Regions from separate parts of the Homo sapiens genome. Here regions 1, 2 and 4 are each linked to region 3. Evidence: chromatin loops called from intact Hi-C (ENCODE). Cell type or tissue: mammary epithelial cell. All regions are shown on one strand.

Region 1 (8,000 bases), 120 kb before region 3:
CATATATATAATATAAAATATATGATATGTATATATCATTTTATATATATTTATATACTGAATATGTTATATATAATATATAAATATATAGATATATAAAATATATGCATATGATAAAATATAATATTTATATTTTATATACATATATAAAATATATATTATAAATATATAATATGTATAAGATATATAATATATACACACATATATACATTCATATAAATCATAAGTATGTATACTTATACATATTTAGGAAAGGGTTGTATATATACATATACACATATATGTATGTATCTATGAAATCATTGTTTTCAGACATTAGCCAACAGGCAGTGCAGTATCGTGATCCCTGAGAGAAGGGAAACGAATGAATTAAGTTCCATAATGACCCCAGCTTACTATCTGGAGGCAGTGTCCAGAGCCTAGAACAGGGAGGGGAACCCAAACAAAAACCGGTGATTTCACTAAATGGAGGCGACAGAGATGGAGGTGACAGAGATGGGAAGTTGGAGAGGCTGATGGGCAGAGTATCTGAGAGGAGGACATGGCACACAGGAGAGTCTTGGACATCTGCAAGAGTGTTCCTTTGTATTGCGTACTTCCCTTTGGCTCTGAGTACTTATCTGTGCAATGGAAGGATGAAACTCCACGAGGCTAGGGAAAAGACACCAAAAAGCAGTGGGCCAAACAGTTTCTAGTACTTACACAGGGCTGGGAATAGTTTGTCTTCCCATAAGCAGGAGCAGATTGACAGACCTTGTAAGAAGCACTTATTTGTTTCTACCAATCAAAGTAACAGTAGGAGCTGGGCCAGGTTGGTCTTTCTCTCTCTCTTTCTGTCTCCACGTGGGCTCTTTGCTTAGGCTAGTTTGGTCTTCCTCACAGCATGACAGCCAGAAGGTAGTTGGATTTATTACATGGTGTCTCAGAGCTCCCAGGGTTTGTGCTCCAGGAAGCAAGGTGAAAGCCTCTTTGCCTTTCATGACTTAGCCCCTGGAAACACATAGCGTCACTTCCACTGAATTCTCTTGGTTATGTGGGAGTCATTGAGCTTGCCCCAGATTCACAGGAAAGAAACATAATCTTTACCTCTTGATGGGAGGAGTGTCAAAAAACATATTTTTTTAAAATGCTACAATACTTATCCTAATGCATACAATAGCATGGTCTGGTGTCAAATCTAATAACTACCATAATTGCAAAGTAGTAATGAATATGAATATATCCTGAGATATCTGTAACAACTATAATGTGACACAAAAAATTATGTGATTTCTGTTGGTGACAAAGTTATAGACACTGTAAACAAAGTTATTAGTACTGCAGCAGTACTAATAGGCACTGCTAATACTATTATTTGTTGCCTGCCTTTTGTAAATAAATGAAATGCTAAATTTCAATTAGAGGTTAGGAAAAATAAAGAGAAAGCTTGCTAGGGACATAGAACAGCATTTAGGACCTAGATGAAGTTAGAGACCATGAATATGCAGAGACATAAATTAATGATGTGAAAATTTCAATTTTTCTCCTAGTGTATAGTTGCCCTTGTGTGGGACCAGTGAAGGCAGACAACAGAATTAATTTAAGCAAGAGCAGTTGACGGTTAGATGTGTAAGAAGGACAAGAGACAAGAGAGTTTAGGGTTTTTTCATGGAAGTCATTAGATGGTGAGAATCATGAGATAAGACATAAGGTCAGTTTAATTTACTATAGTATTCCAGGAGCCTAGCACTATTAGTTGAGTAAGTGGAATTGTTGAAGTGATAAATCTCTTCAAATAAACAAATGAACGAAAGAGGGAAAGCTGGTTGAGAATGAAAAGAAATGGAGCTTTCAAAATCAAAATTGAAGGCAAGGAGGTGAAATCTGTGATCAAACTGAAACAATGAACAGTTGTGGTCAGAGAGTGGAACTGAAGTTTAGGATATCAGCTAGTGAGGTAGTTTCCTGTGAGAAATTCACAGCTTCTCATTAAACGCACTTGGGAAAGTGCAAAGGAGCCAAGAATTAGGAAAAAAGAGAAACATTTGCATGCAAGAATCCCAAGTTTGGGATGAGATGGCATGTACTCTGAAAGGGAATGAGGGGAATGAATTCTTAGTAATTGTTTTCATTTCCTTTGTGTAAGCTTTCATACTGAATTTTGACATACCACAAAGAAGTACACAAGTTCTAAGTCTATAGCTTGATACATTTTTATATTTGTATAACCACTACCCAGGTCAAGAAATTATGAGCTCCCCAGAAGTCTCTTGTATGCTGTCTCCTAGTTGTGAGCACCTTTTACCAAAGGTAACCACCATTCTAACTTCTTTGACCATAGATTGGTTTTGGTTATTTCTGGACTTTGAGCTTTGGAATTGTACCACATATATTCTTTTGTGTCTGGCTTCTTGTGGTCAGTATTATGTCCTTGAAATTCATTGATGCTGTATGACATCGTAAGCAATTAAATATTTGTCATTGCTGAGTGGTATTTCTATTACGTGAAACCGACAACATTTTCTTTTATCTCTTTCACTGTTGATGGACATTGGGTTCATTCAATTTGGGGCTTCTACAAATAATGCTGCAACAAACATTTGAACATTCTGTCTTTTGGTCCACATACATTTACACTTTCATTTGGATATGTAGTAGGGAGTGGAATTGCTGGATTATAGGCAATGTGTATGTTCAGTTTGAGTACATACTGCTGAAGAGTTTTTCAAAGTGGTTGCATCAATTTACATTCCTTCTAGCACCAATTTACACTCATAAACATACTCACCACCACTTGGAGTTCTCAGTTGTTATTGTTGGCTTTCATTTTAGTTATTCTGGAGGGTGCGTAACTAATTGCTTTCTAAAGCTTCAGTATCCTCCTTGGGGCATGAAACAAAACTCTAAGTGGGCTCTGGAATCAGACTGCCTGGTTCAAATCCTGGCTTAGCCACTAGTAGGATAATGTGTAGAAATTACATTAATTCTCTAAGCTTCAAATTCTTATCTGTAAAATAGAGAAAGTAGCATCTGCCTTATAGGGTTTTTGTGGGGAATAAATGAATATGTGTTTGTGTATGTGTGTGTGTTTGTGTATAACTTTTTATATATATAGTTTAGCATAGTGCCTGGCACATAGTGAGTTCTCAATAAGTGGTAGCTATAATTATTCTTGCTACTATTTATGGACCTCCAGTTATGTCTGAAAACACTGGAATGATAAGCTCACATGTATTATCTCATTCATGACATGGTATATTTCAATCTGGAAAGATGGGTATTAAATTTAAAAGAAGTGGAGTCATTATTTGAACTAGTATCCCCTAACCTCACACCCACCTTGGCCTTGCTTTCCTTATAACAATATTTAAGAGTCAGTTGATTTAAAGAAATGTGATATAGGGGATTTAACTAATGACTGGGCAGAAGGACAGATTGAAACTGTGTTTTTCAGCAGTTCTTCTGATTTGTCTCATTTAAAGTAAAGATTTCAGACTGTTGTGGGGGTGGCGTAGGGGAAGGAAATACAGATTTGTTCACAGCTGCTATTCAAAATACTAGCCATATAACTAGGAAAGAATTTGGCTCAAATAAAAACCCCAGGGCTCTTTATTGCCATCACAATCATTATTGTGTCAATTAGGATTCATCTGGGTGTCCACAGTGTGTTTGGCACAACGTCAAGGAAGGAAGCTGATGGTTACAGGAACCATTTTGGTTACATCTTCGAATGACCAAAATGGTGTGAATTAAATGCAGAAATTAATTATTAAAAATTAATAATTCAACAGCACTGGGAACAAAAAAACTAGAACTGGAAAAGGATTTAACAATTCTGTTGCATAGCTTCCTCATTTAGAGGTTGATGAGACTTAGTTCCGTAAATGGTAATGTTATACAACTAACATATAAATGACAATCTGTAAAGCTTGTACAACCAGTAAGTAATAGGGATAGTCAAGACTCACACCCAGGTTGTCTTTCTAAAAATGCAGTGTTTTTCCTACTCAATCAGGCTGCATCTCAATCTGTAAGAATCATATTCTTAGAAAACTAGAAAACATAATATCTATTTATAATATTAATATCAATTACTTCTTTTGAATTGCTCTTTTGGAAAATTGGTCAAGCCACTAGATTCTACTTGTTCTATCTATTTTGTATTAGTCATTATCTGTGATAAGAAGAGAAGGTAATGATGGCTTTGGTGGGGATGCTCTAGCTTTGGTGGAGCTTATTTAGATGAACATTATGAGCATTCTAAATATTTTTGGAAAAAATTACAAAACATTATAGATATTTTTGAGATTCCTTGAAAAAATTTCATATGGGCCTTTGGACAGATCTTTGAAGAGCAATACTGCCTAAAAGCCAGCAGAGGGAGAACAGAACATTGTTTTGCTAATTTTCACTAAGTTTCTCCTCATGCTCTTTTACATTTTATTTTTCCACATATTTAATACATTTCTTGACCATGAGATAATATTATCCTGTCCTGCACTTTTGGAAAGGGCAGAGGATGCTGCTATCATTGAATTAGAGTTTTGTTTAACTCACTGGTCAATAGGCTATCAAATGAGCTGGGTTAGACAGTTCTTAAGCATAGTCGGAGTTTATTTATGTGGCTTTCACATGTTTTTCTCTATAATAATTGTGTCAATTAGGTGATTTTAAATATTATATATAATCAAGTCAATTAATATAGATTCTCTCACCTCCAATAATTACTGCTAAGAGAAAGTTACGATGTAATAACAAGGTTTGGGATTATCTCATTAATGACTTGATGTTGCTATGTAAGAGGGCAAATGTACATTGACTCAAAAGAAAGTTGAAAATGATGACTTTTTATAATGAGAGTTTTAGAAATAAAATTCAAGTGCCAGTTAGTTGAAGTAATCACCTACTCATTCTTCCAAAAATCTTCAATACATTTCCACATTCACTATTGCTTTGTTTTCTGTATCTTCAAATTTTGAGGTACAAAACTGAATATACTACATACTTGTCCTCTAAGAATTCGTAAGAGACAGACACAGAAACAGATGATCAAAAATGTTAACAGTAGTGTTAGACATATTCATGAGGCAGTAAGTGGGCATAGAACACAGGCACCCAAACCAATAAAGGGAATCTGGAGTGGTTCCTGGAGGAGGGTCATCTGAGCTGAGATTCCTTATTTATGCTTAATTTATATTAATTCATTTATGCAAATGACATTTTTTCAAGGAATCTCAAAAATATCTATAATGTTTTTGTAATTTTTTCCAAAAATTTTCTGGGTTATTCCCTCCCCCATCCACATGGTTATGGTGAGAGCAGCTATTCTGTACATCATCACACTGCATCCCTGGGCCCCAAATGTTTGGGCCATGAGTGAGTACATGAAACATGCTGAGGCAATCAATGTCCCTCCCTAGGATTTTTCCACATGGGACTCACTGAAGCTTGAGAACTGTCAATTGCTATGTTTTCTGCCATTTGATAGAGGAAAACCAATAATAACCACAATGTGAGTCACATTGACATGCACAGGGAGAAGCAGAGACAAACTGAAGAGAATGCGTCTTCCAGAGAATGCATTCTGTTGTTACCTACAATAGATATACAATCACGTCCTTGCTCTCTGTTTCAGGAAGCATCCCAGTATCCTTACAGTAAATTTCTCTTTTTGCCTCCAGTTGGTTTGAACTGGCTTGCTTTCTTCTGCAGCCATGAGAATCCCAGCTGGTATGAAGAGTTACCAAGGCAGAGGAAGGGTGAAGGACATTTCATGGACTGCATGAGCAAAGCCACAGAGACATAAAAAAGCATGGCATGTATAGAGAAATATAAATAGTTTAGTTTTTTTGAAACAAAATGAGAGAGAAAGAGTGCTAAGAGCTTTGGTGAGAGATATGTCATTTTAAAGAGTTTAACTCTACCCTGAAGGCAGTGAAGAGCCTTACACTGGTTTAGACAGTGAGTGACTTGGTCAGATATGTGGTTTAGATAGATCACACTGGCAGGAGTTTCTTCAATAGTTCTCTCTTATCTCTGGGCTTATCCTATGTTCCCTTACCCAGGAACCTGGGGGAAGAAGATGGGACATAGAAAATGTATTATTTCACTAGCCAGAGCAAAGCCCAGAGTTATGACTTTTTATTATTTGCATTTTAATTGCTATTTAACAGTCTGTCTTCTCTTGCATTCTGAAAGTCCCACTGGAGCACAGGCCATGTCTAGTTTGTTTACCATTGAATTCCCAATGCCTATCTTAGTACCCAGAACACATGGTGATTCAATAAAAAGTTGTTAAGTGAATAAATGAGTGAATGAGTAAATAGTGATAAGGTGGAGGAGATAAATTCAAGATATATTTTGCAATAGTCAGGACTTGATGAGTTTTATAACATATCCTCCTTTACTGAGCACTTATGTGCTCTGCAGGGGACGGAGTGCTTTGCATGCATTATCTTATTTAAATTTCACAACAATCACCTGTGTAATATGTACCACAGCTCTTCCTGTTTTTCATATGGGGGAAAAAGAAGATTAAAGAGACCAAATGCTAGTTTGAACCATATGAAATTGCCACCTAATAACTTGCCCAATATAGTTAATGAGTCAGTAAGTACTCTACAAACTGAATGTGTGTTTCCTCACCAAATTTATATGTTGAAACCTAATCCCCAATGTGATGGTATTAGGAAATGGTACCTTTGGGAGGTAATTAGGTCACAGATATAGAGTCCTGATGAACGGAACTAATGCCCTTATAAGGGGCTGAAGAGGTCAGAGTTCTTCCTTCCACCATGTGAGAATACACACCAAATCTGCCAGCTCCTTGATCTTAAACTTTATAGTCTCAAGAACTGTGAGATATAAATATCTTTTGTTTATAAGCCACCAGTTTATGGTACTTTATTATAGCAGCCTAAATGGACTAAGACAAAGTGGTACTGAAACAGTTGAATATCCAGATGCAAAAAAGTAAACAATGATTTTTATGTCATACCACATACAAAAATTAATACAAAATAGATCACATATCCAAATATATCTAAACTATAAAAAAAGGTCTAGAAGCAAGTATGTGAGATATTCATTGTAGTTTTGGGTTAGACAAAATTTTTCTTAGATACAACCAAAAAAACAGGAACCATAAAATAAAAAAATGATAAATTGGATTTCATGAAAATGAAAAACTCTCACTCTTCAAAAGACACCAATGGAAATGAAAAGAAAAGCAACACAGTCTGATAAAATACTTGTAGACGTATGTCTGATAAAGAACTTGTTTCTAAAATATATCAAGAACTCTTATAATTCAATAATGGTAAGACATGACACAATTTAAAACAAACTTGGCTAAAGATGTGAAGACATACTTTGTTGAAGAAAATATATCAGTGGCAATGGTATGTGAAAAGATGTTCAATATCATTAATCATTTATAAAATGCAAATTAAAGCCACAATGAGATAGCACTACACATCTATTATATGGCTAAAATTTTTAAAAATAGTTGATAAAATCAAGCACTTAAGAGGAGGTATGGAGCAAATGACATTCTCATACATTTCAGGTGGAAATGCAAAAGGGTACAGCCACTTTGGAAATGCCATTTGACAATCCTTACAAGTTAAACAGATCACTTAGAAATCTCACTCTCAGGCATTTATCAGGGACAAGTTTAAGCACCTACCTAATCAATAATTTGGATCTGAATGCTCATAGCAGCTTTATTCGTAATGATTGAAAAAAAGAAAGAACCAAAGTGTCCATTGAATGATGAATGGATAAAAAAATAATGGTATGTCCATACAATGGAATAACACTCAGCAATGAAAAAAGCTAATCTACTGATAAGCATAACATGTATGAATCTCAGAAGCATTATGCTACAAAAAGAAGCCAGATGGAGTATGTAGTCTTTTACATGATTCCATTTATATGAAATTTTAGAAAAGGCCCAAGTATAGAGATAGAAAGGAGATCAGTCGTTGCCAGGAGCCAAAGAGGATTGACAGCAGTGGTGA
Region 2 (8,000 bases), 750 kb after region 3:
GACCCCTCCTCCTTCATGAGCAGAGACACAGGGGCAGAAAGTGACTCTTTCTTTACATCCCCCAGGCTTTCCTCTTAACTCCCCTAGATACTCTGTGTTTCAGTTCTGAGCCAATTAAGTAAAGAGATCTTGGCAGTGTCTGTCTGATTCCAGACTAGGAAATGAGGCAGGAAGAGGAGACAAGTCACACTGAATCATTTTGCCTGAGAAAATACAGCTGATCACACAGAGTTTGCTCACTGAACTGAGATTTTGCTACCACAAAGATCTTTGTAAGTCTATTAGTCAGCTTAAACTGCTACAATAGAACACCACAGACTAGGTGACTTTAACAACATAAATTAATTTTCTCTCAGGTCCGAAGGTTTCTGGGTCTTCATACAGCCTTTTTTTTCTGCACACAAAAAGAGGAGGAGAGAGAGAGAGAAGGAAAGAGAGAGTGAGCACTGTTATCTCTTCTGCTTATAAGGACATTAGTCCTATTGGAATAGAGCCCCATGCTTACGACCTCATTTAACTGTAGTTACCTCTTTAGGGATTTAACATATGAATTTTGGAAGAACACATTCAGTTCATGACAGTAATTAACAAGCAAAGCCTTGAGGCCACTCAAAATCTATTCTGGTTACATGTCATTCTTCTGCTTATCTTTGTGTGATGACATGTGACCACTGATCAAGATGTTATAGAATCAGAAAAATATGACCTAAAGAAAATTTTGATACCTCTTCAAAAATTTATGGCAATTTATGACATTTCCCAGGAAAGGAACCTTATAAAATACCTATTGATGATATATTCTTTATGGAATAATTTTTCATCGGCTGATCCTATAGTCTTTCTTCACCAAGAGCCAAAAACTAGGAGCAATGCCATCACATCTATGAGATGCTTTCAACTCTTCTGTGTGGGGTCAATGCCAACATGGCTATGATATGCTTTAAATTCTGATTTCTGACTGGTACTTTTTAATACTGAGGTCTTTATTAAATCAGTGCCATCTTTCTCTTCCCTTCACTTGCCTCTCACCTTCCCTCCCTCCTTCTCTCTCAACACCTTCTCTATACGGCCATCATATTTTTCTTTTACTCAATTAAAATGAATGCATTCTAAATTAATTATTATCTTTTTCATTTTAATTACATAATTACTTTTACTTTTAGATTTACTACTTTGTTTACAGATACAATCTGCATGCTTGTGGTTAATTTAGGAATGAGTATTTAGTAGGAAGCCAGCAGGGGCTCCTATGGGAGAACAGCCAGCCTTTTCATTGTGATAATAGGCTCCAGAAAACAGCAAACAACTATATCATTGGAAAGATCTTTATTCTTAAAACATAACCAAAAATTCAACAAGTCCTGATAACTATCTGACTTTATTTCTCAAGATTTTTATTATTATTCAAATAAGAAAGAAAATTAGACGTTTTGAGATCCTACTATGTGCCAGGTGCTAAAAATACAATAGGACAAGACATCGTCCCTCGCAAAAAAGGATTATCACAATCTACTGGGGGAGATGAGCATAAAGGTATTGGCTGTCAGGTATTAGATGGGGTAAAATCATGGTAGGAGTATCGGAGATCTGAGTATAGATATTGAAGGGATAGAAGGAAACTTTCAGAAAGATACAATACCTTTTTCTAAAAATACTCATGTAAGCAAAGAATACAGCATACATTCAATAAATATTTGTTTGATTAATTATAGTAGGTTCAGATATTTCAGTAGAATAAAAGATTTTAAAAATCGTATGTAGTGCTAAAACACTAAAAGTTTAATGTTTTAGTGTATTCCTTAATTTTTTCCCAAATAACTCAGTGGGTATGTTTATATACTTTTTAAAATTATGTAAGTGAGCCCATTACATATATATATATATGTAATATATTTGTAAATACTGATTTTATTGAACATTTTGTCAGAGCTTTTTACTGTTTCATTAAGTAATCTTCAAAAACATTCTTGATATTTGTTAAATGTACCATTATATCCAATAGTTTCTGAATAACACAACAGTGATTTCATGGTATTATTTATGGGTGGTGTATTGCCTATTCTCACACTATTATAAAGATATACCTGAGACTGGGTAATTAATAAAGAAAAGAGGTTTACTTGGCTCATGGTTCTACTGCTGGCCGTACAGGCTTCTGCTTCTTCACATAGCCAGCAAGAGGAAGAGAGAGTGAAGGAGAAAGTGCTACACACTTTCAATCAACTGAATTTCATGAGAGCTCACTCGCTATCACAAGAAAAGCAAGGGGGATATCCGCCACCATGATCAAATCACCTCCCACCAGGTCCTTCCCCCAACTTTGGGGATTATAATTGAACATAAAATTTGGGTGGGGACATAGAGGAAAACGTATCAGCTACCATATTCCCATCTAGAGAGGTGAAGTGACTTCCCCAAGCTGATGCAGCAAATGATGAAGGCAGGATTGCCTGATGCCTTTGTCCTTAAGGACATATGTGTCTGTGTGTCCCAAAGGACATGCCAGTTACTTTCCACTACATCTTTTAAGTCTTTATTTTGAAAATAAGTTTCAAAAGTGTGCTGGAAGTCTTTCTGTCAACCTATGATGAATTTTGCCCTGCTGCCTGACTTTCAATATTTTGAAATATTTAAATATTTCAAGTATTTTGCTTGGAATTTGCTGGCATTTCCCTTTGAAAGCAAGCAAGCTTGGGGTATGAGAATACAGGATTCATTTGCCTTATTTTGAATCTTGGCTTTTCCACTTACTACTTGTGCCATCTTGGACAAGTTATTATACTTTTCTATATCTCCAATTCCTCAGATTTAAAATAAGAACAATAGTTCCTAATTCATATGGCTGTTATGAGAATCAAATGAATTTATTTATATTATTTTTCTATTACTGTGTAACAAATTACCAAATATTTAAAAAATTTAGAATCTTCAAACCACACCCAGTTATTTTCTCAACATTTCTGTGGGTCAGAGGCATGGCATGGCATAATTCAGTTCTATCATTTGGGTATTATCCCAAGGCTGAGATCAAACCACATTCCAGGCTGAGCGCTTTGCTAGAGGCTCCAGGGAAAAATCTGCTTCCGAGTTCATTCTTGCTAGCAGAATTCAGCTTCTTGTGGTTATAATACTGAGATTCCTGTTTCCTTTTTGGCTTGCTGCTGGGGGTCACTCTCACCTCCTAGAGGCCACCTATATTCCTTGATGCACTGCCTGCTCCATCTTTAAACCAATGATGATATGTCAAGTAATTTGTATGCCTCAAATCTTTGACTTCCTTCAGTTACTGGCCAGATAAAAAATTCCTCTTTTAAAGGGTTCAGGTGATTTCATCAGGTCCACCCAGAAAATCTCCTTACCATACACTCAGTGCCATACTGTAAAATATAACCTACTCACAAGTATAAAATCCATCAAATTCATTTCACAATTCATGCCCTTATGCAGGATATGTATGCTAGCAGGTGCAAAATCTTGGAGAATATATTAGAATTCTGCCTACTGTATTGTGTTTGTGAAGCACTTAGAAAATTTACCACTCACTTAAGTACTTAATGGCTGTTGGATATTGTTATTTTATACCTTAGGAACTAATATATAGCATTCTTCAAAAAGTAGAATCATTAATATTTAGAATTGATAGTATATGGTAAAATTAAAACCTGCACACATATTTTAATTTTCTAAGGAAAAAGTTTGAATGAAGACTAAAACAATTAAGCTTCAGCAAAGCATAAGTAAGATATTGTCTGAAAGGCTACTTTATATAACAGAATCTAGAGCTGTTTGGGTTCTCTCAACCATGTGCATCTTCTGCCGTCTTCTGGTCCTTTGGAGCATGGCAGGCGAATTATTTTCTTTAACAAGGGAGAAAACTAAAAACAGGCCATTTTTCTGTATGGATATCACAGACTCTTTGTTGATCTTAATTTTTGAGTATTCAGTTCAAAATTTTCAGCATTAATTGCCACATGCATTTTAGTTAATGTTTTCAAGTAAGTAGCAAGAGGATATTCATTACGCACATGTTATTGTCTTGAATGTCCTTCAGCCACAGGCCCCTTAATTACAGGTCTGATTTGCAGCTGCTGCTATGGGGCCTATTTTAAGGCACATAGGTTGTGTAAGCAAACCAGACTAAAATGAGTCCATCAAAATAGTGGGACCATCAGTCTACCAGAGTGTCATGAGTCTCCAAAAAGGTTACAGAAAGTTAAATACTTTTTTGAGACTTTCAGAAACTTCCTGTGATGAAATAAGTTCTCACTGTTTCCATTTACAACTGTTCCTGAAGTGATATTTTCTCAATGATTTTGTTGGAATTAGGTAGATTTGGACAGCTGTTTCCATAACTTTTTCAGTGTCACCACCTTCATGACAGTTCTACTCAATATATTTATCTGTATTGTTGTCATTTGTGTATGTTTCATTGCCCGTTTTCTCATTTTCAAATTGAAATTCCTTAGGCCTGGCTCAACAACTACATTTCCCTCATAGCTCCAGGACAATCAGTCTATGAGGAAGTACCTGGTTAATATTTCTTAAAACTGTTAATGTGATGCTTTAAAAGGGAAAAAAATAAAAAAAGGGTTTGTTGTGGATTCTTCTATAATTACAGAATGATAAAGTAAGGAGAGAAAGTTAGAGTCTTAACTTCTTATCAGAAATAAGAAAACCAAGTATCAAAAATTAGGATGCTATGCCTCAGATCACATAGCATCCAGGATATTTCTCCCTATTAACTAATTTCCCTGGATTATAGTGAACAGTTTTATTTTATTTTATTTTATTTTTATTTTTTCATTTGCTTTGTTTGTGAGTACTTCACAAACAAAGTTTATACTCTGGGGCTGTATCTTTACAGGTTCCCATTCATTGTATGGTCCTGTTCATATATTGGAGCATTTGCTCCAGAGAATTAAAAAAAAAATTCAAGGCAGATAATGCCAGCTTGCTTATGAACTAGTTTGATAACTAGTGTATTAGTCCGTTTTCACGCTGCTGATAAAGACATACCCAAGACTAGACAATTTATAAAAGAAAGAGGCTGAATTGGACTTACAGTTCCACTTGGCTGGGGAAGCCTCACAATCATGGTAGAGAGCAAGCCCCATCTTATATGGATGGCAGCAGGCAAAGAGAGAATGAGGAAGACACAAAAGTGGAAACCCCTGATAAAACCATCAGATCACATTATTCACTACCACGAGAACAATATGGTGGAAACCACCCCCATGATTCAATTATCTCCCACTGGGTCCCTCCCACAACACGTGGGAATTATGGGAGTACAATTCAAGATGAGAATTGGGTGGTGACACATAGCCGAACCATATCATTCCACCCCTGGCCCCTGCCAAATCTCATGTCCTCACATTTCAAAACCAATTATGTCTTCCCAACAGTCCCCCAAAGTCTACACTAATTTCAACATTAACTCAAAAGTCCACAGTCCAAAGTCTCATTTGAGACAAGGCAAGTTCCTTCTGCCTATGGGCCTGTAAAATCAAAAGCAAAGTAGGTATTTCCTAGATACAATGGGGGAACAGACATTGGGCAAATACAACCATTCCAAATTGAAGAAATTGGCCAAAACAAAGGGGCTACAGGGCCCATGCAAGTCCAAAATCCAACAGGGAAGTCAAATCTTAAAGCTCCAAAACGATCTCTTTTGACATTGTCTCATATTCAGGTCACACTGAAGCAAGTGTTGGGTTCCCATGGTCTTGGGCAGCTCCGCCTTTGTGGCTTTGCAGGGTAAGCCTCCCTCCTGTCTGCTTTCATGGGCTGGTGTTCAGTGTCTGCAGCTTTTCCAGGCATAGAGTGCAGGCTGTCAGTAGATCTACCATTCTGGGGTCTGGAGGACAGTGGCCCTCTTCTCATAGCTCCGCTGGTCAGTGCCTCAGTAGGGACTCTGTATGCAAGCTCCAACTCCACATTTCCCTTCTGCTCTGCCCTAACAGAGGTTCTCCATGAGAACCCCACCCCTGCAGCAAACTTCTGAAATCTAGGTGGATGTTCCTAAATCTCAATTCTCGACTATGGGTCTGTGCACCCACCGGCTCAATACCATGTGGAGGCTGCCAAGGCTTGGGGCTTGCACCATCTGAAGCCATGGCCCAAGCTTTACACTGGCCCCTTTCAGCCATGGCTGGAGTGACTGGGACGCAGCGGACCAAGTGCCTATGCTGCACACAGCTCAGGGAACCTGGGCCTGGCCCCGCAAAATCACTTTTTCCTCCTAGGCTTGTGATGGTAGGGGCTGCCGTGAAGGCCTCTGACATGCCCCGGAGAAGTCTTCCCCATTGTCTTGGGGATTAACATTTGTCTCCTCATTACCTATGCAAATTTCTGAAGCCCACTTGAATTTCTCCTCAGAAAATGGGATTTTCTTTTTTATCACGTTGTCAGGCTGCAAATTTTTCAAACTTTTATGCTCTGTTTCCTCTTTAAAACTGAATGCTTTCAACAGCACCTGAGTCACCCCTGGAATGCTTTGCTGCTTAGAAATTTCTTCTGTCAGATACCCTAAATCATTCCTCTCAAGTTCAAAGTTCCACAAGTCTTTAGGGCAGGAGCAAAATGCTGCCAGTCTCTTTGCTAAAACATAACAAGGGTCACCTTTGCTCCAGTTCCCAACAAGTTCCTCTTCTCCACCTAAGACCTGGACATTATTGTCTGTGTCGCTATCAGCATTTTGGGCAAACCCATTCAACAAGTCTCTAGGAAGTTCCAAACTTTCCCACATCTCCCTGTCTTCTTCTGAGCCCTCCAAACTGCTCCACCCTCTGACTGTTATTCAGTTCCAAAGTCACCTTCACATTTTCAGGTGTCTTTTCACCAACGCCCCACTCTACTGGTACCAATTTACTATATTAGTCCATTTTCACGCTGCTGATAAAGACATACCCAAGACTAGACAATTTACAAAATAAAGAGGTTTAATTGGACTTACAGTTTCAGTTGGCTGGGGAAGCCTAAAAATCATGGTGGAGAGCAAGCCCCATCTTACATGGATGGCAGCAGGCAAAGAGAGAATAAGGAAGACACAAAAGTGGAAACCCCTGATAAAACCATCAGCTCTCATGAGACTTATTCACTACCACGAGAACAGTTTGGTGGAAACCGCCCCCAGGATTCAATTATCTCCCACCAGGTCCCTCCCACAACATGTGGGAATTATGGGAGTACAATTCAAGATGAGAATTGGGTGGTGACACATAGCTGAACCATATCAACTAGTATCACAACTGAAAAATTAACTTCCTATAGCAGGAACCCAGTAGATTTTAAAACTCTAAGAAAATAGGTGTGTGTTCGGGGAGGAGGATCCACTTGAGCAGGAATACCCAACACAATCCCTTTCATGGGACCTGAGTCTCCCCTCAGCAACTGCTATTTTGTAATGAGAATATTTTCTTTGATTTATTTTGTGCAACAGGAGGCCCCTTAAGCAAATACCACATTGTAACAAATCTTACTTTCTTAAGTTCACAGATTGTCTCCAACAGTGATATGCATATTCAGTGAAAAGGCCAGTGTAAATTCCTTAGAGTATAAGCAGGTTGTAGTTAAATTCCAATTCTGTTTTAAATACAAAAACACTCACATAGACCAACGGAACAGAATAGAGAACCCAGAAATAAACCTGCCTACCTACGATCATCAGATCTTTGACAAAATCAACAAAAATAAGCAATGGGGAAAGAACTCCCTATTCAATAAATGGTGCTAGGATAACTGGCTAGCCATATGCAGAAGAATGAACCTGAACTCCTACCTCTCACCATATGCAAACATTATCTTAAGATGGCTTAAAGATTTAAATGCAGGACTTCAAACTATAAAATAGTCCTAGAATAAAATCTAGGAAATACCCTTCTTGACGTTAACTCTGGCAAATAATTTATAGCTAAGTCCCCAAAAGCAAATTGCAACAAAAGCAAAAACTGACAAGTGGGACTAAAACTAAAGAGCTTCTACATGGCAAAAGAAATTAC
Region 3 (8,000 bases):
CGTAACATCATTGAGTAGCTGAACTACCATGCCACTAACTCCAAGCTTCTCGTTATTGAAAATCATAAGTCCATAGTTATTGAGGTCACTAGTTTTTTGTGTTTATTTGTTTTTTTGACACTTGCAGCTAAAAGCATTTCTACCTAAAATCAGTTTTCTACTGATGCTGTAACAAAATATCATAAACTTAGTGTCTTAAACAACTCAAACTTACTACCTTACAGTTCCAGAAGTGCAAAATGGTGTCAGTGGGCTAAATTCAATGTGTTGGCAGGGCGATGTTACTTTCTGGAGGTTCTAGAAGAATGTTTTCATGCTTTTTCCTGCTTTCAGAGGTCACCCACATTCCTTGACTTGTGGCCCCCTTCCTCCATCTTCAAAGCCAGCAACATCGATCTCTCTGTGCCTCTCTTCTGTGGCCACATCTTCCTTTGATTGCTTCTATTTGGCCTTGTTCATCTACTTTTAAGAATTACTGCATGATTTATAGTCCTTTGGGTATATACCCAGTAATGGGATGGCTGGGTCAAATGGTATTTCTAGTTCTAGATCCCTGAGGAATCGCCACACTAACTTCCACAATGGTTGAACTAGTTTACAGTCCCACCAACAGTGTAAAAGTGTTCCTATTTCTCCACATCCTCTCCAACACCTGTTGTTTCCTGACTTTTTAATGATTGCCATTCATGCTGCTATAAAGACACATGCACACGTATGTTTATTGAGGCATTATTCACAATAGCAAAGACTTGGAACCAACCCAAATGTCCAACAATGATAGACTGGATTAAGAAAATATGGCACATATACACCATGGAATACTATGCAGCCATAAAAAATGATGAGTTCATGTCCTTTGTAGGGACATGGATGAAGCTGGAAATCATCATACTTAGTAAACTATCACAAGAACAAAAAACCAAACACCGCATATTCTTACTCATAGGTGGGAATTGAACAATGAGATCACATGGACACAGGAAGGGGAATATCACACTCTGGGGACTGTTGTGGGGTGGGGGGAGGGGGGAGGGATAGCACTGGGAGATATACCTAATGCTAGATGACGAGTTAATGGGTGCAGCACACCAGCATGGCACATGTATACATATGTAACTAACCTGCACAATGTGCACATGTACCCTAAAACTTAAAGTATAATAATAATAATAAAAAAGAATTACTGCAATTACATTTGACCCACCTAGATAATTCAGGATAATCTCCTCTATTTCAAGGCCATCTGATTAACAATGTTAATTCCGATGGCAACCTTAACTCCCCTTTGCTGTGTAACCTAACATAATCACAGGTTCCAAAGATCAAGATGTGGACATCTTAGAGGTGGAGGAGAGGGCATTTTTCTACCTAGCACAGTGCCCAATGTTTTACTCTATTATAAAACAACAACAGTAGGAGCAACAGCAATGGAACTGCTTCCTTGTATAGTATTGCAGAGTTGTGGAAGGAGAGATGATCTGGTGTCCTGAGGCTTGAGTCTTGTTCTTGGCTCTGCCATTAAATTGGGCCATCTACTTTCTAGCCCTGGATTTCATTTTCTTCATCTCTTAAAGAAAAAAATTCTCTTGACCATTAATTTTCAAATTTTTAAAGTAGCAAATCCACTTCAAATAAAATAGAAAACCATGAAGACTCTATAGCTAATGTGATAGTGTGATTTATGCAAGAAGGACTCAATTCCTCATTCTTTTCCGTATCCATACCCTTTGCCATTGTTCTGGGTTGAGTAATGTCCTGCCAGAATTTATGTCTATATGGAGCCTCCAAATGTAACTTTATTTGGAAATAGGGCCTTTGTGGTTGCAGCTAGTTAAGATGAAGTCATCCTGGATTAGGGTGGTCTCTAATCCAGTGACTGATGTCCTTATACCATGAGAAAACAGAGATGCAGACACATAGGGAGAACATCATATGATGATGGAGGCAGGCATTGGAGTGATGTGTCTACAAGTCAAAAAACACCAGGGATTACAGGAAACCACTGTAAATTTGGAGAGAAGTAGATTCTTCTCACAGACCCCAGAAGGAACCAACCCTACTGACACATTGATTTTGGACTTCTAGCCTCCAGAACTGGGACAGAAGAAGTCTCTATTGTTTTAAGTCACCCAGTTTGTAGTAATTGTTTTGGCAACCCCAGGAGACTAACACAGCCATAGACTTTGCAGTGCCCTCCCACTGACTCTGGGCTCAGCCATGTGACTTTCTTCAGTTAGTGGATGTTGCAGAAGGTTGAAAAAAGTATTTGCGTGACTGGACTTGCCTTTGCTTTTGTGCCTCTTCTCTTGCTTAGAAACATGCCCAGGCTAGCCTGCCGGAGGATAAGAGAACTAGGAGCAGATCTAAGTTGCCTGGTCATCTTCCTTTGGGGCATCCTAGATAAGCTAGCAACTGAGCCTCCCTCAAACATGTGAGTGAGCCCAGATAGATCACTAAAACTACCCAGCCAAAATCCAGTTGACTTCAGACCTGTGATCAACAAATGCTTTTTGGTTTTTGTGCCATTAGGGCTTTGTGATCATTTGATACTCAGCATCATTGTGACAGTAAATCATTGATACGGAGAATGATGACAGGAGTGAGGTGACCAGGACAACTAAGGCCTCTCTACGGAACTCAGATTGCAAACCCTGCACTAACTGGGTTTTGAGCTCTCATCAGTTTTGACCTTTTTTCACTACCTAGGATACTGTAGTTTGCCTAATATACTTTCTAAAAGGTCAAATTTTTAGGAGTTCACTTTTTGGAGCCAGACCAATTAGACTAGAATCATGATACCACCATTTATTACTGACTATAAACTATGCACAAGTGGTTCAGCCTCATTAAGCCTCAATGTACTCATCCCTCAAATGGGGGAAAATTATACTGAAGTCACAGATCTACTGTGGGAAGTAAAGAGAATGATGCATCAGTAGTTAGCCTGGTTCTTCTCTACCCTCACCCCATGCCAAAGACTGAAGATCACATAGTTCTTTTGCAGAGTAATACATTGACAGTGGCTTTTGTTCCCCTTCTGTTCTTGAAACATCATACACATACTGCAAATATCCATTTACTGAATTTACTGACTGTGAAAGTTAAATGTTTTGTTCCATATACAAATATATTCTAGATACACATATATAATATATATGGACACACATATATGTGTATATTAACTTGTGTATACACACATATATTTAACAATGTTTACAATACTTCTTAATATATAATATTTCCCTGGTTTTAAGAAGGGAAATATTAAGAAGAAATAGAGCCTCTGAGGTATACAGTGATTTGCTCAGAACCACCCATCTTTAAACTCCAAATCCAGCTCTGTTTAGACAAAGTCCAGGAGCTTTCTGCTATATGGTCTGCCTCTTGATTTTTAAATTAAAGGTAATCTTGAGGTGCTAGCAGGTGGCCATTTTTGAAATAAAGCTGAAGATATTTTACTTTGCCTTTCTTGGCCTGGAGAATTTCACCCCCTTAAAGTCGCAGCAGTCGGGACTCTTGGAAGGCCACGTTGAGGAATGAGTGAGCTTTGGGAAGGTGGCCACGAGGTGGCAGTGGTGCACACCCACAGCAGAGGTAATCCTTGTTGTGAGCCAGGGTCTGTGAACGAGATGCTGGATAACCTTGTATACCACCTTGCTGGCTATCAGCATTGAATCACGCTGAAAGAGCAAGGCTCTGGTGTTTTGATGCAGAACATTAATAACATAAGTGGATGAGAAACCTGAGAACTGAAAATGCCACTTTAGCCTCAAGCCCCAAGTGTGAGACCAGCTCACTGATTCCAAGGCTGCCATTGCCTGTAAGCAACCAAGATTAACTGTTCTGGGCCATCTGAGGATCACTTTCTAGCTCTGGCTATTGAATTGTTCTAATTTTAAAATAAAAATGAGCTGTGCAGAAAAACAAGGGCATCCACAGTTTGAAAGTGCATTCCTTCTCCCTTTGAGCAAGTTTCTCTCTGTTTTCCCTTCCTTCCTTTCCTTGACCACATGTAGACCTGCCATTCCTTGCCCCATGCTACTATTAGTACAGCTAAAACTGGGGTGTGCACACTCTGTGCAAAAATATGCATGCACAGGGTCTTTTGAATGCCTTCCCGCCCTCCTCTTCTTACCTCTCAGGTGCAGCTTTCCTATAGTAACCGCTGAAGGGAAGCACAATGTAGTGGCTGAGCCATTTCAACCACAACCTGACTGCTTAATGCTTCTTATTTAAGGCTGTCCCTCCTGAGTACAGGGCCTTAGCAACAACATAATTGGCCAACATTTGGGATAGTTTGGTTTGGTGAGTTTGAGTTAATGTATCCCAGTGTTTCAGACTGTAATACGAATGCTAGAACAGTTGTTTCTTTGGGGAAGTTTTGTGTGTTATAACAAAAGGAGTCCGTTATCAAATCCGTTTGGGGAATTCCATAAGTGGTGCTTTGTGTTGTACCTTCTGGACTTCTCAAAACTATTAATTTGCTCTTGTACAATGGCAATCTTTAACCCATTTATGCCTGAGTTTGCAATTTTTTGAATTTTTACAATCAGACCTTGGCGATGACCTTGAGCAGTAGGAAATAAATAACTCCCACATGCTTAGCATTCCAATAATGGAACACTAGGCATAAATGGGATCAAGAAGCAGACATAATAGCAGTGACCACAGAACTACTACCTCACCCCTGCCTTTATGATTTTTCCTTAGGAATCTTAGTGGTATCCCCCAGAACCCTAGGGTTTCTCTAAGAGTCGTGTAAGAAATGTAGGCCTAACTTATTGCTTGTTGTATCATTTTCTATTGCTGCATAATAAACCACCCCTCACAAAGTGGCATAAAAGAACAACCATTATATGACACTCAAGATGCTGTGGGTCAGGAATTTGAAAAGGGCACAGCAGGGTCAAGTTGTCTCTGTCCCATGATGTCTGGATGCTGAGCTGGAAAGACTCTGACTCTCTGGGTGACTTGCTGGCTGGCATCATCTGGAGCCTCTTTCCCTCATATGTCTGGAGGAGCTGGGAGCTCAGCTGGGGCTGTTGGTGGGACACTTACACATGGCAGCACCTTGTGACTGTTGGGCTTCTACACAGCATGGTGGCTGGAATCCAAGAGTGAGTATCTTGAGAGACCCAGACAGAAGTTGTATCACCTTTTATGATCTTGCCTTGGAAGTCACATAGTATACTCCATCTGTAGTCACAAGCTTACCCAGATTCAAGGGGAAGGAACATAAGTCACGCCTCTCAATGGGAAAATTGTCAATGTCACCTTGTAAGAAGCACATGTGGCATGGGAGATGTTGTGGCAATTTTTGGGAAATGCAGTCTGGTACACTTACCCACACTTTATCTTTAGAAAGCTGTGGATGAGCAACTGGAGGGATAGGTGGGATTCATATCTCTGTAATATCAAGCATTCCCTATATATAGTTATGTCTTGAAGGATGTATTATTATGGAACATTAGAACCAGAAGAAAGGTTATATAGTCCTACTGTCCATAAAGTATAACTTTAATTTCTGAAAGGAGGCTGCACAGCCAGGCCCTGAGGATATCAAAACATACAAAGTTTTTAAACTTGTTTTTAAGGAGCTCACTGTCTATCAGGGGAGGCTGATTTGTAAAGAAAGTAAATACAAATACAGAGCTAGCACTTTGGAGTGAGCCAAAGAAAGTTTCAAAAAGATGGTGAAGTATGAACTGGAATTTGAAGAATGAAATGATCTCTTGAGTTTTCTGAGTTTTTTTAAGACAAGATAGAGCAGGGAAAGGCATATCACTCTATAGAGACTTATGTGAGAAGGCAGGGGTTGGGGAGTGAATCTGCACCTGTGTTTTAGGAAATCCAAGTGATTTATAAATCAAGTGCAGGTGGTGAGTAAAAAGAATGCAAACTGAAGAAGGCTTGTTCATCATCAGACTAAGGAATTTGAATTTTACCCTATAGCCCACAGAAAACCAGGTAAGGATTTTGAACAGAGAAATGACAAGGTTACGGTTTGGTTTTAGAAAGTGCCTCTGCCACAGCATGAAGGAGAGATTATCGATTGGAATGGCCAGAGCAAGAGATGTGATTAAGAAGCTATTGTCATGATTGAATGGAGAAATGATGAACCCTTGAACTAGGAAGTTGGCAGTAGGAATGGAGTGGAGGGAAAGTGGACTTGGATAATATTTAAGACAATGTATAAATTAATGTGTGTAAAGCACTTGAAATGAGGCCTGGTATGTAGAAGCACTCAGAAAGTATAAGTTACTGCTGTTATTATTATTCAGTGTTTTTGTAGCACCTGGATTTTCTTAGGACTGGTGGTGGGGATGAGGAGAAGACAGTGTCTAAGATGATACCATGTTTCTGATTTGGTCATGAGGAGCAGTCAGTAGCTTTCCCAACATAGATAATAAAGGAGGAGCTAGTTTGAGGAGCCATATAATGAGTTTAGTTTCAGACATGCGGATTTTGATGTCTCTGTAATCCCACAGAGACAAATGTTAGTAGTTTGTTGGAAATACAGGTCTGGAGAACAAGGGAAATGTTTGGGCTTGACCTAAGGATTTGGTTATCATTAGTGATTGCCAGTACAATTGAAACAAAGCACATTTCATTAATCAAATATTTTAGGACATTTGTCTTATCCTGCTCATTTTTTTTCCACAATTACTCATGTGGTGCAAAGACACTGTAGTTTCTCAATATTCCTTTAAAAACAAACTTTCAATATACCTCTTAAAATATGATAATATTATTTAGAAGGGACCCTGGCATAATTTTAACCTTAACACCCTTGAATATGAAATACTACTATAAGCTCTATTTTAATAGAATTCCATTGCTCTTTGCAAATGGAAAAAACAGCAACCTAGGTTTCTGTTTTTTGTTTTTATGCATTATTATGACTACAGGTTCTGATGACTTTGGTTACATTGCTTTGGGTTTAAGGCAGTTTTATTAAACTATAATTTATGCTTTGTTAATATAAATTGTGCTTTGCTAAAGAAATTTTATCCAGCTAATCAATGAAACATTGCTGGGAGTAATGCTAGGTATGGACAGATTAGGTGAAAGCAAGCTAAGAGTTTCCAAAATCCTATTTTATCCAAAATGTCTGCAAAGCCTGCCATTGGGCTGAGTAGAAAAAAAAAAAAAAATCTTTGTTTTCGGATAAGGTCCTTAGGCAGAATTGGCAAATACGTGACATATATACTGTGACACACTCCAACTCCTCTTTCATATCTAGACAGGAACTATAGATCCTAGAGGTGGCTTCCAAATCTGTCTTAAAGCATGCCCCTGGTAGCCACCAACTGATTAGTAGGTACTTGTAATAACACCAATATTTCTTTCCATCAAAGCTAATGTCTTCATAAGGTTCCTATAAAAATATTTGAAATATTTGAAAGAATATTTAACTTTAATATTTGTCCCTGCCAACATGTTAGTGAGAATTATTTTCACAGTTGTTAGATATCACTGACACAGACAATTAGAAAATGATTCAGAGCAGCACTTGTCCTATCCTTGAACCTGTTCTCCCTAGTATCTTTGCCAAATTCTTGGAGGAGACAAAATAAAATTAAGCTAATAGTTTCTCAGGAGATGAACCTGAGATGAACACTTAATCATAAGATCTTCCCACATTTTATAAGCTAGAATAAAAAACAGCAAGATAAAAGCTAACAAGATAAGAGTGAGTAGAAAAAAATGTAAAGTTCTGCCAAAACTTTCAACAAACCAATGATACAAGCCCAAGATGGAAGTGGGGAGGGAGGTTTAACAGATATTTCTAAGGAAAAGTGCAGCTAATGGCTTGATTTCACAAACTGATGTCTTTAAAAACACTGTGTTAATAGGAGCTAGTATTGCCCAAAGCCTGTTCTAAATGAAGTGTCCATAGCAAAAAGTTTTGGAAAATGCTTAGTTCAATAAAATTCAACAGGTTTCTTTATTGCAGGACTTCTCAGAACCCAAAATATACTAACATACATTGCAACTCT
Region 4 (8,000 bases), 65 kb after region 3:
GCATGTGGATGAAGCACCGAAAAGACTGCTCTCTCCCATGCATGATCTCTAGGACAATTGAGATTGGGTGTGTATATTATGGAGATCATTAAAATCTGTGCCACTGAATTTGTATTTGAAGTAATAGGTTATAAAGAGTCATATGATGGAAGCATTCTATAAGAAAGTTGAATCTGGCAGAGTGGGGCAGGATGAATTGGAAGGGGCAGAAGTTGTCATCATTTGTTCAGGAACTGAGATGAATACAGTGGGGATAAGAATGTAGAGCAGGAGAGTGATATAAGTGGCATTTTGAAGCAACAAACTAAGGGCATCTGGTAGAGTGAATACTGGAGATGAAGAATTGGCATGAGTCAAAATTTATGCCAAGAATTTGGTATTGATTATTTATGTTGAATTGGGACTTTACATTAGTATAATCAGGAGTCTACAAATTCTGCTCTTTTCCATACTAATCTCCTGCTTCTCAGGCAGGTTAGAAACAAGGGTACATGACAAAGGAGGCAAGAGAAAACACAGTAACACTATTATTAGCAGAGGCTTCTGCTTGAAGCTCCAGTGCAAAACTAGGAAGCTAAGGTGAACCATGTGGAAAAAATTTTAAGACATCAGAAGCAGCCTATATATAGCTTAGATCTGAAGCAAGTCAAACAGCTATCTATGTTTATGAGGTTCAGCCTGGATAGCAGATCTTCCACGGATGGTGTCAAAAAACCAATTTAAGGTGTACCCAGTGCAAGGGGAAAGTGCTGGTGGCTCCAGGCATGAATGAAGAGAGAATATTCACAGAGGATAGAATGAAGGGTTGCACGGAGCAGCCCAGAACACTAATCTTTTTGGTCTAGTAGAAAAGAGGGAAGAGAAATTCCAGCCACAAAATCAGTTCAATTCGAAACTCCACTCCTAGAAAATGTAGCCAACTCAGTACCTTGAACTTAACCAATCCTTCTACTCTTGGCAGGCCAAGTTTCTCCTTTTCCTGGCTGCTCATTTTTAGGGGTGAGTGAGGGAGAGGGATCCTATGGGAACCTCCCTTTCTCATAGAGGGCCATCACTTTATGCCTCGTTAATAGGCAGGATAGTGGCGCCATTGGTTTAGAAAGGGAACAGAGGAGAGGGGCTCTACCTGGGGTGAGAAGCTGGTGTATTAGACAATGATCACACATTTTCTTATGTTCCCTCATTTGTTCTTCACAATAACTATGTAAAAAAACCGTTAGCATCCTGGAAGATTTGCTAGTTTAGGGGTCTCAAGATGATATAGCACACTCAAATTGAATGATTTATAAGTGAGTGAACAGAATTTAAAAGGACATGAGAGCTATTAACTGCCTCTTGGCCTGAAGGGTCAACAGGAAAAAACGGTTAATGTAACCCAAAGAAAAGTTTGGCTACTACGGACTGAATGGTTTGTGTCTCCCCAAGTTCATATATGGAAGCTCTGATCCCCAGTGTGATGGCAATTGGAGGTCGGGTCTTTGGAAGGTAATTAGTTTATGAGGGTGGGGCCTTCATATATGGGATTAATGTGATCATAATAAGAGAAAAGAGAAAGAAGATCTATCTCTCTACCATGTGAGGATACAACAGGGAGGGGCATCCATCTGCAAACCAAGAAGAGGGCCCTTAGCAGGAACCAAATTGGCAAGCACCTTGACCATGAGCTTTTCAGTCTTCAACTGCAAGGAATACATTTCTGTTGTTTAAGTCACCGAGTGTGTAGTTCTCTTTGTTATAGGAGCCTGAACTGACTATGGCTCTATGGAGAGAACAGCCTGAAGACAGCTATGACGTTAGGCCAAAGTCAAGCCTTGTGACTTAGCAGGTGGGGCACTGGGAATGTAAATACACCAATCTCACCCTTCATTCACCCTCTAGTCTTTTGCTGATGTCTACATTGGCTAAACACAACAGGAAGCCACAGGATAAAAAAGCCTGTCCATAAAATTCACATAATTCAATGTATCTGAGCACAGACTGAGCTGCAAAAAGGTGGAGAAAGCGTCTGGGAAGGGGAGTAACCGAAAGATTCCAACACAGGCCAGATTGTGAACTCAATGGAGAGTGAGCTAATAGTTGGATTTAAGGGAGGAAATGACTCTTTGCTTGCAAGAAATGCAGGGCTAGTGGTAGAGATTTGGGATACAAGTTAGAGAATGTTTAATGTGAAAAAAAGAATTTATATCAGGTACAGTGCAAGCATTTTCTTATGTTCCCTCGTTTGTTCTTCCCAGTAACTATGTAAACAAACAAACAAACAAACAATTGGCATTCTGAGAGATTTGCTAGACCAGGGTCTCAAACTGGCAGTTCAGAGACTGAGTTTCTATGTTTTATTTGGCCTATGTGATGCCTTAAAAATCAGATTTCCCATAACAAATCCAGGTTTCTGGTTTCTCTGGAAAAATCAGACGGTGTGGCAGTAGCAAGTTTGCATTCTTGCAAGCTAGTCTGGATGGTAACTTTCATGTTTAGACTGGATATGAACATTGATACAATACCCATCACTCCCTGTTGTAGAATTGCATCATACCTTCCAGATTAATTCTGTTACATTACCTGCCAAGTATTTTAATTTTCAACCCCGATCTACTCCCTCTTATTTTTCAGGTTAATAAATTAAGTAATAGAGAAACTGGATGACTTGTTCAAAATTTCACAGCTAGTTAATGCCAAAACTTGCATTAGAATTTAGGTCTTAGGCCTCTGCATCAAGTAATCTGTTAAACCTAAGAGTGGATAACTATAACTTTCACAGTAATCAAGGCAGTGTGGTGCTGGCATAAAAACAAACACATACATCATCAGAACAAAATAGAGTCTGGAAATAAAACCACATATATAGAGTCAACTGATTTTCAATAATTGTGCCAAGTTAATTCAGTGAGTAAAATCTTCTCCACAAATGGTGCTTGAGCAACTGGGCTAAAATAAACATTTACCCCTATGTCTCATTATATATGTAAATTAATTCAAGATGGATCAAGATGGAGCCTCATTCAAGATGGAGCCTAAATGTAAAAGCTAAAACTATAAAACTTCTGGAAGAAAACATGGGAGCATATCTTTGTGACCTCAGACAAAGCAAAGACCTGCAGGAGAGGACACAAAAGACACTAACTGTAAAATAAAACAAGTATTTAAAAGAATGGATGCACTTTTTTTATAAGATAATGTGGAGAAGGTCCAGAGTGCTTAGTACTGAGTACTGGGGTTGTAAGAAATCAGAGGCATTTAAGAAGAAGGAGCAAGAGAGGAATAAAAGGTGTTGGCAGAAATATTGTAAGTGGTTAGGATATTCTGAATCTTTCCCAAGGTTCTAATATCAACCTATTTAATTTGGGTCTATAAAGTTTATTTAGAAGTTTCCTAAAAGCCTCTTCTCTTACTAGGCTTTGGTAAACTAATGATTCAAATTGCTGAAGCGGTTTCCTTCTGAAAATTTGAGCCCTCTCCCAGGTTTTGTTTAATTCTCTGTCTATGGCATGCTCTGAAGCCTACTGTTTTTGTTTCCTAGTCTGAGTCAGATCCAGGTTTCAGGCCTTGACCATCAGACTCTGTTAAGGCAATAGCTCCACACAGTGTTGGTTTAAAACAGCCCTATGTTTATGATGTAGTGGACTCTGGGCTCAAAAACACCCATAGTCCTTTCTGCTGACTGGATCAGTTTGTGAGGTGCAAAAAAAAAAACAAAACAAAACAGATGAGTACATAGTTAAATGAGGTTATTTTTCATTTTCCCTCGCCACTTGAAAACTATGTCTCTTCAGCTGCAGAAGGAGATGTTTGGTTTCCTAATGGTGAAAGTTTCCTCTCTTTCTCCCTAAAATATTCATTTTATCAAATTATTGTATTTTTGGTTCCTTTGCAGCAGTCATTTATTGTTCTATGTTATATACAAAGTTAAGAGGAGAGTTCCTTTTGGATTGTGCTTCTTTGCTTCTGAAAACGTATAGTAATGAAACTTCTTTATTTTTTCTTCTCCTGTTATTTCCAGAATATACTGGTATTTTTCAATAGAACAAATCTACCATTTCCACTTATCAGTCATCTTCTGTTTTCTTAAAATAGTCGCTTGTTCTGATTCTACGTTTACTCGCTCTCTTCTGTTCTTTAGATGTTATCATTTCTGTGTTTATTATACCCTGGAGATATTTTCTGTGTCTTTTATGCCCTGGAGATTAATAGACATTTGAATTTGGGTATCAAGATGATGACCACCATGTAATCTCCTTTTCAAATTCATTTCCTTTATGAATTGCTTTTTTTTAAAGATGGAAACCTAACTTCATCCCTTGAAGAAACTGGAACAGCCAAATGGGAGTTTAGCTTCTAGGATACAAAGCATGCAGAAACACAGAACACAAAATATCATGCTTGGCAGCTCTCCACACAGCCTCATGCACAGCTCACATGGTATCTTCACAATATGGCTCTAAGCTATGTTCATGTGAAATATGGCTTCTAATGAAGAACTTCAAAGGTGTAAAACCAGCTGTATGCTGTCAACCTAGTCACATTGTATGACAGTTTGAAGAAAAATGAACTGTATAAGCAAGAACTATGGACCCAACACAGTGGTATTTCAGTATCAGAACTTTCTGTGGAGTAGGCTCTTGTGTGTGTTGAGGCTCCTGCCTTCTATTTTAGCCCTCTTGTAGTGATGCTACTACTATAGTCATTTGAGGTCCCAGAATGGTTTAGGATGCCATGGAAAAGGCAGAGGACAGCTAGGAAGATTTTGTGTACTGAATTTGCAAACAAAAAGAAATCAGTTAACAAATACAGCTGTAACCTGTCCTTAGAACTTCTCCAAGCCTTATCCTCCCTCATCAGAATCTGGCCTGTTTTTGCAAGACACATTTTTGCTGTTCCCTAGTTTTAATAAGGTAATACAATTGTCTCCTTTTTAAAAATTAATTTTTAAATATCAAAGCACAAGGAGCAAATCACAGACTATTTGGAAAACATGATTAATAAGCAAAAAATCTTGTCAATGAGTTTTCAGCAAGTGCCAGATTAAATAATTCTGGGCATTTTAGGCACATTTTGTCATTTTCTCATGACAGCTACTGTGAGGTTTGGTATTATAGCTGTTTTACAGATGGGGCTGGGAAAATTAAATTTGATGGGACAGGGAAAATGTGAATACAATCTGCCAGTGGTCAAATGCAGAGCTGGCACTGGAAGCAAGTCTCTTGGACCCTGAAGCACACGTTCTTACTGCTCTGGTTGGGCCTCCTTATGGCTTGTTGGTCCAAGATTAAGGGAACATATCCTGACCTGAGCTTAGTTCTATGTTGAGGACTAAGGACAGCTACATAGATGGAGCTTACTTTCTAGGAGTTACAGCAAGTACACATCTTACTTTTCCTGAGCAGGGATAATAACATGATCAAGGTAAAGTTCTGTAAGATGATTTTGCCCCCATTGTGCAGGATGGACTCAGAGAAGGGTGACTAGTGGCAGGGACCCTGGCTGGGAGGTCATTGTTGTGATCCAAGTGTGACTCTCCCAGGATCCCAGCTAAGAATCTTATCACCTTATATGGTTTTCAGTTTTTGTTTAGAGGTCACTGCAGTTTTCACAAGATATTTTTGGGCTGAGACATACCATTTTGGATTTGCTTTGGTTCCAATGTCTTTTCTTCCTAATATGTTTTTTTTTTTTGGCCTCAGGGTGACGGCAGGTGAAATACAGTCCCTTAGCCACTCTTTTCTTTTAATCCCCTGATCCCAGTCATCCTTTAAGCTTGTTCAGTTCACTAGTTAGGACACAAGGGATTCCTTTTTAGCATAGGCTGAGGCCCCAAGTCTTCAGCCTGATAAGCCCTGTACAGTTGAGGGTGGAGGTGTTTGGGAAGAGGTAAAGGAGGTTATTTCTGTTCTGGCTAAGTATTTATCCTGCCTTGGGAACTGTAAAACAGCTCAGTTCCTTTCACTGAGGGTTTGGGCCTCCAGGAACCTCTCTGCCATCCCCAAGCACTCCTTCTGGCATTGCTGTACAGTATCAACCCAGATGCCTCTGGGATTTGGAGCTGCAGCAGGCTGGCAGTATCACCTCCTTGTTTCTCTCCTTCCCAGGCTGTAATTTAGGCGCCCCATTTACCTGCAGAGAACAGTGGTTTGCATGTCAGCTGTCAGCCTGAAGCTATACTTTTTCTATCTGATTCTTTTGGTGCTCATTATTTACTATTCTTTTTAGCCAAGTATTATGTGAAACACGAAAATATTGCAGAGAACCAGCCAAGTCTTAACAAAATATCTAGGAGTTGCAGATTCCATATAGCTGTTTCTTAGCCTTGCATTGGTTAGAGCCCACCAGCCCAAGTGTCTGCATCTCAGAGGAAACTTCAGTGTGACAAGATTGATAAATTCTGAAGGTCAAATCAGACTGTGCAATCCCCTTTGCTCTTTATGGCCTTCCTTTTCTACCACCATAACTGCGAATGTTTTTTTAAGGTGCAATTACATATACTAAGGTTAAGAAAAGGGAACTTTGAAGAGGAAAACAGTATCCCTTTGAAGAACAATTTAGGAAAGCAAAATGCAGCCATTATTTTTTCCTGCAGTTGGTGTTTATGAGCTGAGGAAAATTACAAGTCTTTCTTCTTTGCAAGTAGCTTTTTCCTTTGCCTTCATGGATGAATTGCCTTCCCACATCACTGCCCTCAGGCATCATTATAGGGCCAGTGTAGAGACAAATAATAATGCCCAATAATTTATCAAATCTTGGATACTGAAAAATTTCCATATTTAACAATTCCTTGCCTACTACATTAAGAAATAAGACAGTGGGGTTAGCTCCCTCTAGAGGTGATCACTTGCAAATGTTGTTGAACGACAGGATGAGCTGGTAATTGGAAGCTTCCCAAATCGGAGCATCTGAAGGCAGAGTTCTCATCCCTTGCTCCTTTGGGGGATCCCATGGTGATGTCTGGTGGACATAAATTCAGAAAATGAGTCAGCAGTGAGAAGGATATATAAGCTAAGAGAAATGTAAGATGATGTGCACAGTCAGCCCATTGCAATGCTTAAGGATAAAAAGAATACCACTCATTTCCCATTAGATTCTAGGGTCAGATTTCCCCTCCTGTGTCAATGCCTCCAGATGCATAGTTTACCCCAGGGATAGGAATTAAGTGGAAACTTTTGGGGAGCATTTAGTTTCCTTGAATCTTCAGGATGATGGGCTTTTGTCCTTGGATTTAGAGCTTGATTACAATATATGTTTATTCTACCATATGGTCTAGATGTGGAAAAGCAGACACAGAAGAGATGAACACATTAATACCTAAGGCTGTCCAGGTTGACAAAGGCAGCTGTATTCCTTTTATTCCTAAAAAGAGAGGTTCAAATCTCCAACACACCCAATTTAATCTGCCCAAGCAATCTTAATGACCTCCCTAATTTCCATGATTGCTCTGGGTCTGTTCTCCTCTAAGTAGACATTTTTGAGAAGACCAGTTAAGTGAGAACATTAAGGGGGGAAGAATTTTTGAAAAGAAAACCTTGAAGATCTGGCCCCAGGACTGGCAAGTGAGCTAAGTAACGAAGTGATGTAGCCTATTAGGCACTTTCACTGTTTCTTGTTTTCAAGAACTACTCATGCATGCCTATTCACAAGAGTAGGCACTTGGGTCTTGGTGTCACTGTCATGTAATCCTTATGGAAGTTTCCCTTGTTACTTGCTTGAGAATATGATTTGATTTCTTATTAGTGATGGAACTTCACTGGGGTTGGGTTATAAACAGAAAGTCCCCTTGACCAGGTAGCCCATTTGGTCTGCACCTGGCCTCCAAGAGTCCCAACCCAAAGTCAGATTATAGTTACCTCCCTAATGACTGACCCTGTAGTTGGCCTCCAATAGGGACAGCAAATAGTTTTCATCATATTTTTTGGCTTTGATTGGAAGTAGCTGCCTGGGATAGTATTGAAAGTAAAATTATGAAGCTGTGTCTAGGCTCAGAGAGAGTTAATTCCATAGTTTATATGAAATGA

What was found. Peaks named below come from ENCODE experiments on the same cell type or tissue, not always from the same donor. Only the 100,000 strongest peaks of a DNase experiment are listed, where the experiment ranks them.
Region 1: it touches region 3 in a loop (5-fold over the local background); 7 of 110 quality-filtered maps call a loop at or near these places.
Region 2: a loop joins it to region 3, with 5 times the contacts of the local background. A loop is called at or near these places in 19 of 110 quality-filtered maps.
Region 4: it touches region 3 in a loop (7-fold over the local background); 19 of 110 quality-filtered maps call a loop at or near these places.

Annotation. Positions count from the first base shown.
Region 1 is chr11:30,311,179-30,319,178 of GRCh38, reverse strand. The region is part of intron 1 of ARL14EP-DT (ARL14EP divergent transcript); the gene reads left to right. Among named protein-coding and RNA genes, the nearest start is that of ARL14EP-DT, 7.8 kb to the left of the region's middle. In mammary epithelial cell, a CTCF peak has its summit at 4,355 (motif pointing right); no DNase peak of the experiment used is centred here.
Region 2 is chr11:29,444,526-29,452,525 of GRCh38, reverse strand. All of the region lies in intron 2 of LINC02755 (long intergenic non-protein coding RNA 2755), which reads left to right. Among named protein-coding and RNA genes, the nearest start is that of LINC02755, 150 kb to the left of the region's middle. In mammary epithelial cell, a CTCF peak has its summit at 3,811 (motif pointing left); a DNase peak (open chromatin) is centred at 205.
Region 3 is chr11:30,192,363-30,200,362 of GRCh38, reverse strand. The region is part of intron 1 of ARL14EP-DT (ARL14EP divergent transcript); the gene reads left to right. Among named protein-coding and RNA genes, the nearest start is that of FSHB, 35 kb to the left of the region's middle. RefSeq lists an enhancer at 1,846-3,045. In mammary epithelial cell, a CTCF peak has its summit at 3,562 (motif pointing right); a DNase peak (open chromatin) is centred at 2,302; H3K27ac peaks cover 1,296 bases.
Region 4 is chr11:30,127,330-30,135,329 of GRCh38, reverse strand. All of the region lies in intron 1 of ARL14EP-DT (ARL14EP divergent transcript), which reads left to right. Among named protein-coding and RNA genes, the nearest start is that of FSHB, 100 kb to the left of the region's middle. In mammary epithelial cell, CTCF peaks have their summits at 3,579 and 6,821 (motif pointing left); no DNase peak of the experiment used is centred here.